2 separate regions of the Homo sapiens genome follow, and region 2 is linked to region 1. A link is a contact called in ENCODE Hi-C data. All regions are on one chromosome and are shown on one strand. Each heading gives the region's core, a stretch centred on a gene start or an enhancer-like site at or near the end of the contact. The rest is flanking DNA. Distances are from core to core; before and after follow the strand shown.

Region 1 (3,900 bases), core at 663-3,162:
AGAGGCATCACCTGAAATGAAGTTGTAACCACACCGGCATCGGCTGAACCCAATTATCTCGTAACTCATAAATTAAGAATTCACAGAGGAAAAACACATAAACAACATCCGGAGACAGTGGCATGGAGGAAAAAAACCCTCAGCGCTGGAATTGACGCTGCTGCCAGACGCCCCCCAATAGGTTTCCCAAGCCGAGCTCCTTTGCAAGCCTATTTTGGGGGCAAGCAGCCAACCCGGCGTCCCCCAAATCTCAAGCTAGCACCCCCACACATCCCCCGTCTCCTACAGCGTGTCTCCTGCGGTGTTTACATAACTGTGTGTCCTCTAGCGTGTAAACAAAAGGCACAGCCCAAGCGGAGAGGCGCCCCTGAAGCAGCACCGTGGCCCCAACGCTGTGCCCGCCCGGGCCTGGGGCTCCGCAGGTGGGGGCTGAGCTCTCGGCGTCCTCCGCCACTTGTTGCTCCCGGGTCCTGCAGCTCTGGAGCTGCAAGGAGGGGCTTTGCAGGCTCAGAGCCCTGCTGCATCCCCTCCTGCATCGCCGCTCGCACCCCGCGGCCCCGTGCCACTCGGTCCCGGCGCCCGCCTGGAGCCTGCAGCAGGGGCCAGAGGACGCCGCGCGGCTGCCAAGCGCGGCGAGGTGGCGGGAAGGGAGGCTGGGTGCAGCACAGCCGGCCTCTCCGCTGAGGAAGAGCTCCGGCTCCCTTTTGTTAGCAAAAGCAAACACTGCCCTCTTCTTTCCCGACCGCGCCAACGCGCCCGGCACACGGGCAGCCACACATCGGGCTCCAGCCGAGTGCTCGGTGTCTTCAGGGAAGGCACCGGGCGTGCAGAGCCGCCCCTGGGCAAATTCCCAAGACTGCTCTTCACGCAGGGAGCGCGCGGAGGCCCGCAGGGTGCCCGCCTGGCCGCAGAGGCCGCGACGCCCCCTCCGCCACCCTCGGGCCGCCGAAAGAACGGGCAGCCGGGAAATCCCGTGTCCCCACTCGTGGCAGAGGACGCTGTGGGGCGGGCGGGCTGCGGGCTCCCGGCGCCTTCCCGCAGAGGCGGCGACAGCGGCCGCCCCCCCCGCGGGGCCGGGCCGGGGAACTTTCCCCGCCTGGAGCCGGGCCAAAAAGACCCGCAGCAGAGCCGAGGGGGCGGAGGGCTGCGAACGGCCGGAGGGAAACACGAGAGGCGTGCAGTTTGGGGACAGGGGAGAAAGGCAGAGCGCGTTGGGGGAAGGGGCAGGGGAGATCAGACAAGTCTGGGGATGTCCTGGGGACCGGGGAGAAATCACGCCGCGGGCGGCTGGGAGTCAGCCACCAGGAGGCTTCGGGGATGGAGAACTGGGGGGGCCCTCTGGAGAGGTGGGGGCGAATGGACAGCCCTGGGAGGTGGGAGGACCTGCAAGTTACGGGGAGAACGGCGAGTTTAGAAGGGTCCGGAAGGGTTGAGGTTGTCTTTGAACCATCCCCTTCCCCCATGCTTTACAGCCCCCGGGCCCCCCATTCTCACTCCACTCTGCACCCCGCGCCAAGCCGGGGAGAGAAGGTGTGGGTGCAGCCATCCCTGGGGACTCTCATTCACACTTAGCCGGGCAGGGGAGAAGGGGCTCACAGATGCCCTCAGCCCCTTCCCTCTCAGCCCTGAGTTTCCTCTCCACACTCCCTCCGCTTCGGATGTAGGAAGTGGGGGGAGGTTGTCATGGAAACGTTTCCCCCCTCTGTGGCCAAGGCTACTGGGGTGCCTTCGGAGATTTAGGGGCCAACCGGTCGGTGCCCACACCTACCTGTGGGGATCAGTGCCGCGGCGGAGAAGAGCAACAGCAGAAGCCGGAGCCGGAGCCCGGGAGGCGCCGCCGCCGCCGCTGCCGCCGCACACTGGGATCCGCTCGGCAGCACTACACTCGCCATGTCGGGCACCTGCCTCAGACTGGCGGCGTTGGCTGCCTCCGGAGCCCGAGCGGACAGCTAATGAGATGCTAATGACATGCGCTGGAGGCGGAGTCCGGGCAGACCAATCACAGCGCCGCGAGCCCAACCCGGCTCTCGGAGGGCCTCGCTCCCTCCCCCACCCCGCCCCCTGGCGCTGGCGTTCGGCGGCGCGCCCGCGCCACCTAGGGGCGGGGCCAAGGGGAGGGGCGTATGCAAATATGTTTATGTTAAAATTCGGGTTTTGCTTTCCCCGGATCAAGGAAAAAGTGTTCTCCCGGGCGCCTGGCGTGCAAGGACTCGGGCTCCAGGGGGCGGGTCTAGCTTCTTGTACACCTTTATTAGGAATGTTTATAGCAATCGCTGTATCAGACCGACGACTGGAGAATCTCCCTTAAGAGGGTCCTCTGTCCCGCACACCGAGTGCATCTGGCCTAGCGAACCAGACGTTGCAAATTTCCGTCACTCACCTTGCACCGAAGGAATAGATCTTTGGGAACGGGGGCTGTGCGGGAGTGGAGAGTAAGAAGGCAGGTCCCCGGATTGACAAAACAATCTGGGAGAAGTGCATGCGTGCTTTGCACGTCCGGCGGAGCGGGAGAGCCCGCTCAACAGCCTAGCGGTAGACTCGGGGATAGTTGGAGAAGGCAGCCGTAGAGTCGGGTTCTGAGATTTTCCAGTCGGTCTTTTTGCGGCAGAATCTCGGGAAAGGTAGATCGAGGAGGGTATGCTCAGGCTCCTCCGCTTGTCGAGGGTCTCCTCCCTGGTTTTAATATATAGGTGTGTGTTGAATATATGTGTGAAATATTTGTAATATTAGATATTTAAGATTACACAACAACGGAAAAAATTAGTCAAGGCTTCAGGTGAAGAGCGGGGGTGGTGGGAGTTGGGGAGAGGGAGTGTGGTGAAGGCAGGGTCTGCCGTGTTCCTCCTTCGGGGCTCAAACCCTCTCACTCCTCCTCTGCGCCCCCAGCCCTTCCTAAGGAAGCTGGGGACCAACAGGTGCTCCGAGCTTCCCCTGTCTCTGGGAGAGCCTCTCCTGCTAAAGCGACTTGCATCTCCGGACTCACTCTCCCTCCCCGAAATTCTCTTTGCTTTCTTTTCAGCCAGGCAGCCGGCTCTCTTGTTTGTCTGCTTTTTAATTACTTATTTTCTTCCCCTCTAGAAGATCGTGTGCGCTCTGACCCTCTGTTGCTCAAGCATCAAATTGAAGGACGAGCCATATTAAGTGTAAAGGTTTATAATAATTTAAGTATTCATAGAATGCAGAACAATAAGATGTAGGAAATACAATTTGCATAATAAATATCAATATCACAACAGCTAAAACAAACCATGACAAATTATCTGTGGCTAAATGACCAAGAGATTACTGAATGTAAATTGCTAAGTCTGAGCTATAGTCTAGAAGAGCTGCGCCAAATGACTTCCCCAGCCTTCTGTCCTCATCTTGCTATAAAATAAATAAATAATACATATCAAAAAGGAAGTCATGATCTGCCAACCCACCAAATGAGTTACACTTAAAAACAGCCTCCTATTATCCATTATGCATAAACTAATTTCGAGACTGCCCGGTCTTCACAGCCCTGGATATTCTGCTCTGTAATTACAGGCCCCGATGCATGAACTGCAGGCAGTCCTTCAGAAGTGGGGAAAGCTCCAACAGGAGAACAGCACTACAGGAGACAGGAAACCATTGCCACGTGGGTGCCAGGATAATGCCCAGTCTGCAAAGTCCTACCCGTTCTTACTACCTCTGGCAGTGAGGTACCTGGGTCGGACCAAATAGAGAGCAAAGTTCCACCAAAATTGGAATAAAAAAGTTAAGGCCAGCCGGGCACGCTGACTGATGCCTGTAATCCCAGCACTTTGGGAGGTTGAGGCAGATGGATCACCTGAGGTCAGGAGTTCGAGATCAACCTGGCCAACACGGCGAAACTCCGTCTCTAATAAAAATACAAAAATTAGCCAGGCGTGATGACAC
Region 2 (4,065 bases), core at 248-2,747, 1.2 Mb after region 1:
GAGCAACCAAGCCTTAGAGATGTTATTTGACCTGCCCAAGGTTACCCAGCCACTAGGCAGTGAAGCTGGAATCCCACCCAGGCAGTCTACGTTACACCAAAGGCTGTGCCTTTGACCACCCACCACAGGGTCCTCTACATTCATAACCTATTTTTGTAAAAGGGACTAAAATAAGAATTGTCACCAGGCACAGTGGCTCACACCTGTAATCCCAGTGCTATGGGGAGGCTAAGGTGGGAGGATTGCTTGAGCCCAGGAGTTCAAGACCAGCCTGGGTAACATAGCAAAACCCCATCTCTACAAGGGAAAAAAAAAACAGCAAAAACGTAAACAAAATTAGCTGGGTGTGGTTGCACGTGCCTGTAGTCCCAGCTACTTGGGAGGCTGAGGCAGGAGGATGGCTTGAACCCAGGAGTTCCAGGTTGTAGTGTGCTATAATCGCGCTGCTGCACTCCAGCCTGAATGACAGAGCAAGACCCTGTATCTAAAAGAAGAAGAAAAGTATTGTAGATATTAAATGTTTAAATAATGCCTTTTTTCCAGGGCTCCCAGATTTCCAGAGATTTTTCATCCCTAACTTGGAACTGAAGAGCTCAGGCATTAATAGGAAGCAGAACAGGCACCCTCATTCCCAGCACAAAGAACGCCAACGTGGACACCAGCACCAGCACCCCGCACCCCGATCTCTTCCCTGCCTAGGCCCACCGTCGCTGGAAGGAGAGAAACACGGGCCTGGACTCCCCTCTAGTGGCCATGAAGCTAACTGCACCAGACACCTCCACACCCACCCAGGCCAGCCAGGTGCCCGGGGCCTGAGCCCCAGGTGAAGTGGGAACCTACGCCCAATGGGCACACACACCCACTGAGATGGCAGCAGGCCCCTAGGCTTGGAGACTTTATCCAGGTACTGGAATTGAGGGGACTGAAAGCTGCGGCCCCAAAAGACCAAACCATACCTGACTCCATCTCATCCTTTTCACCTCATCTGCCTCCCATCCATCCCCCCAGCTGAAGGGAGCATTAGAAGTCAGGAGGAAGCTGACCCCAAGAAGCAGGATTCTGGCCCTGGGACAATAACCAGAACTCTGAATGAATGTCCAGAACACTTCCCCACACTTGGCCTGTGGCCTCCCTCCAAGGCTCTCCCCCACTCCTCTCCATCCTGCACGCCCCAGCACTCTGCCTCTCCAGGAAGCCTTCACTGAGCCCTCCCTCCACACCATGGTGCTCAGTCCACAGTCTCTCCCTTCCCTGATCTCCTGCCAGGAGTACCAAGGTCACCTCTCAGCGCCCAGCACACCTTTCAAGACCATCGGTTCTCCCCTCCCCAGCCGTCCCCCCAGTGAACCGGAGCCTCTGAAGGCAGGGATTGCACCATAAATATCTCTGGTGCCCACCCCCTCAGAGTGTCGCCCAGGCCAGGACACCAGAACCTGCTCAACTGGCTGCAGCAAGTCCACCTGAGGACTCAGCCTTGGAGGCCAGAGCAACGCCGGCCCAGCAAGGCTGCCTCTCTTCTCCCAGCACTGCTGTTTGATCCAAGGCACCGTGAGGGTCCAGGCAGGTGGCCCAAGGGAGGGAAGGGAAGGTTCCCAGGAATGCACAGCCTGAGCTGGAGACAGGGGAGAGCTAACAGGGCTGGTAGAAATGACCCATCAGCAGTCGCTGTGACGGCACGAAAACTCCTGCTGCGGGAGCAGCCTCTCAGGGCACAGCAGCTGAAGTCTCTCTGGTGGAAGGTCCCGCCTGAAAGAGCAGGGGGACAGGCCCATCAGCCCTGAGGAGCAGCCACCCCCGGCCCAGCCCCAGACCAGGCAGCAGGGACCTCCCTTCCTCTGAGGTCCCCACCTCAGAATCAGGCTGATGGGGTGCTGCCCTCCCAGCTGGTCTGAGGGCACCTCGGCATGAAGCCCTCCCCCTGCTCCCCTCCTGGCTCCCATCTCCAAGGCCTGAATGCATTCGCATCTTCCGGCTCTCAGGAGCAATTCCAACTGCCCCATTTATATTCCTAAGTAGAGGACTTGTTAATATGGAGCCTGCCTCTGGGGAAGTGGGAATGTGCTGGGTGAGAGATGACAAATCACAGCCCAACAGCCTGGCTGAGAGCACTGATACTCACCTACATCTCATTCATCAGCCCCTGACCCTCCTACCACATAGGCCAAGGGGGCAGCCCTGGAGGAGCCACTGTGGGCTCCAAGAAGCACAGGCATTGGTGGGTGGTGGCAGGGGGATCTGTCCTGCCAGGAGGCTGGGGGAGGGCCCAGCAGCAAGGGGGAGCCCAGTAAGTGGATATGGGTGAGGCCCAAACCAGAGCAATCCCTGGAACAAAACTTCCACTCCTGGCTCCAGTGAGAGAGCGAAAGGCCCAGAACACCATCAGTTTCATCTTGAGCCACACCAGTCCCTGCCTGGAGAAGTATTTGGTCAGTCTAGTGGGCCAAAGCAGGGCCAGGGTGGTTCCTGTTCTGGCTCCAGCCTGGAACCACATGCACACACGCATGCACACACATGCACACACACACACACTCACGGCCCAACCCAGATGCAGGGCAGGGCACGCAGCCAGCCTGGCCAGGTGCTACCTTGGTGAGCTCAGTGCCCAGTCCCAGGTAGGGCGGGTGTGCAGCGTGAGTAATGGCAGGCGAGGAATGCACCCGAATCCTGATAAGGGAGAATAATAACTTGTCAAAGATATATATGATGTGTGTTTGTTTTCCCAACGGAATATCTATGGGGCTAATTCATCAAGCCAGCGGGCTGGCTGGAGACCCAGGGAGGGAGGGAGGAGAGAGGAGGTGCACACAACGGGGCAGCCACTCAGGCAGTTGCTGTGGCCCTCCGGCCTCCAAGGGACCCACAGGCGGGAACACCAGGGCCCTGGAAGGCACTGAAATGGGCCCTGCCCAGCAGGGCTCCCCGCCTCTCAGTGCTCCTCCAGGGAACTTTTGGGTCTGGAATTCACAGGAGGCTTCTCACCTGTTTAGGAATTTCACTGTTCTCTTGTGTGCTCCTTCTCTCATCCACTCTTCCTTCCTTCCTGCTGCACCGTCTGTGCAAAGCCCACCCGGTTTGAGAAGCCGAAAGGTGATCAGAAAACACCACCCCTTCTGGAGAGGTCAGCAGAAGCTGCTCTTCAGGCAGAACAGAGCCAAGAAGGCAGCTCCTACCTCAGCCATCTTCTTCTCATCTATGCCCTGCCAAGAGTGCAGCTCCAAGAGGGCAGATCCAAGAGGGCAGCTCCTACCTGGGCCATCTTCTCCTCATCTATGCCCCACCAAGAGGGCAGCTCCAAGAGGGCAGAGCCAAGAGGGCAACTCCTACCTGGGCTATCTTCTCCTCATCTATGCCCCCCTATGCTCCCCCACCATCTCCCTCCCCCCACACTCCCATACCCCAATCCTCCTAGGCAGAATGGGAGAGAGAAAGAAAGAAGGCAGGAGGGCCCATTCGCCTTGCCCGGGTCATTTCAAAGATGCTGAAGGCAGAAAACCCTCCTGGAAACACAGAGTGCCTGCAGGAGGCTCCACCTGCCACAGATGTGCAGAGGGGCGGGGCCCACCCCCTCACACCCACCCCCTCACCCCCTCACCCCCTCACCAGAGAAGACTCCTCATCTGTCTCTGCCTTAGTGATCACCCATGGGATGAGGGCTTCCTTTCTAACCCCTTCTCTGCCTTGCAATAAGAAACCTTGAGTTCGTGTGCACCCTCCCGGCAGGAGTTCGGCCTGTCCCTCAGCCCCTGCATCCCAAGCCCCCAGCTAGCCTGGGTACAGCCAGGGACCAGTCCCCAGAAGGGGAACCCCAAAATCATGGTCTTGAAGGAAGGGTCCCCAATAAGCCTCCTCAGGAGCCACCTCCAGACCCTGCCCTCATGCTTCCCGTCCTGCAGGCCGGGATGGGCATCTTCCCAGCTGCACCCTCACCCCCAGGGCCTCGGTGTGGCATCTGACTCACAGAACCATCACCCAGCTCTGTGTTCCACCACACACCACTGACAGTGACTCCCTCACCTGGGTTGGCTCCAAGTTGGCATTCAGCATCCTCCTGTACCCATTCATTCA

Evidence for each region. A loop is a pair of places that touch in the nucleus more often than their neighbours do. Pooled maps may share reads with other maps.
Region 2: a map of mammary epithelial cell shows a loop between it and region 1 (6-fold over the local background). The contact joins the enhancer-like site here to the promoter of CADM1 in region 1. A Hi-C loop is called at or near these places in 3 of 168 maps with a recorded cell type or tissue (HCT116, chondrocyte and mammary epithelial cell) and 2 of 50 pooled maps.

The regions. Positions count from the first base shown.
Region 1 is chr11:115,502,503-115,506,402 of GRCh38, forward strand. It overlaps CADM1 (cell adhesion molecule 1), which reads right to left and starts at 1,913. Exons shown (of 12, transcript NM_001301043.2): 1 at 1,769-1,913. The coding sequence starts at 1,892. RefSeq lists a silencer at 1,939-2,098.
Region 2 is chr11:116,691,132-116,695,196 of GRCh38, forward strand. No RefSeq gene overlaps it. Among named protein-coding and RNA genes, the nearest start is that of LINC02702, 54 kb to the left of the region's middle. Within about 2 kb of position 1,498, at least 2 of the 41 ENCODE cell types and tissues checked have a DNase peak (open chromatin) inside an H3K27ac peak, as active enhancers do.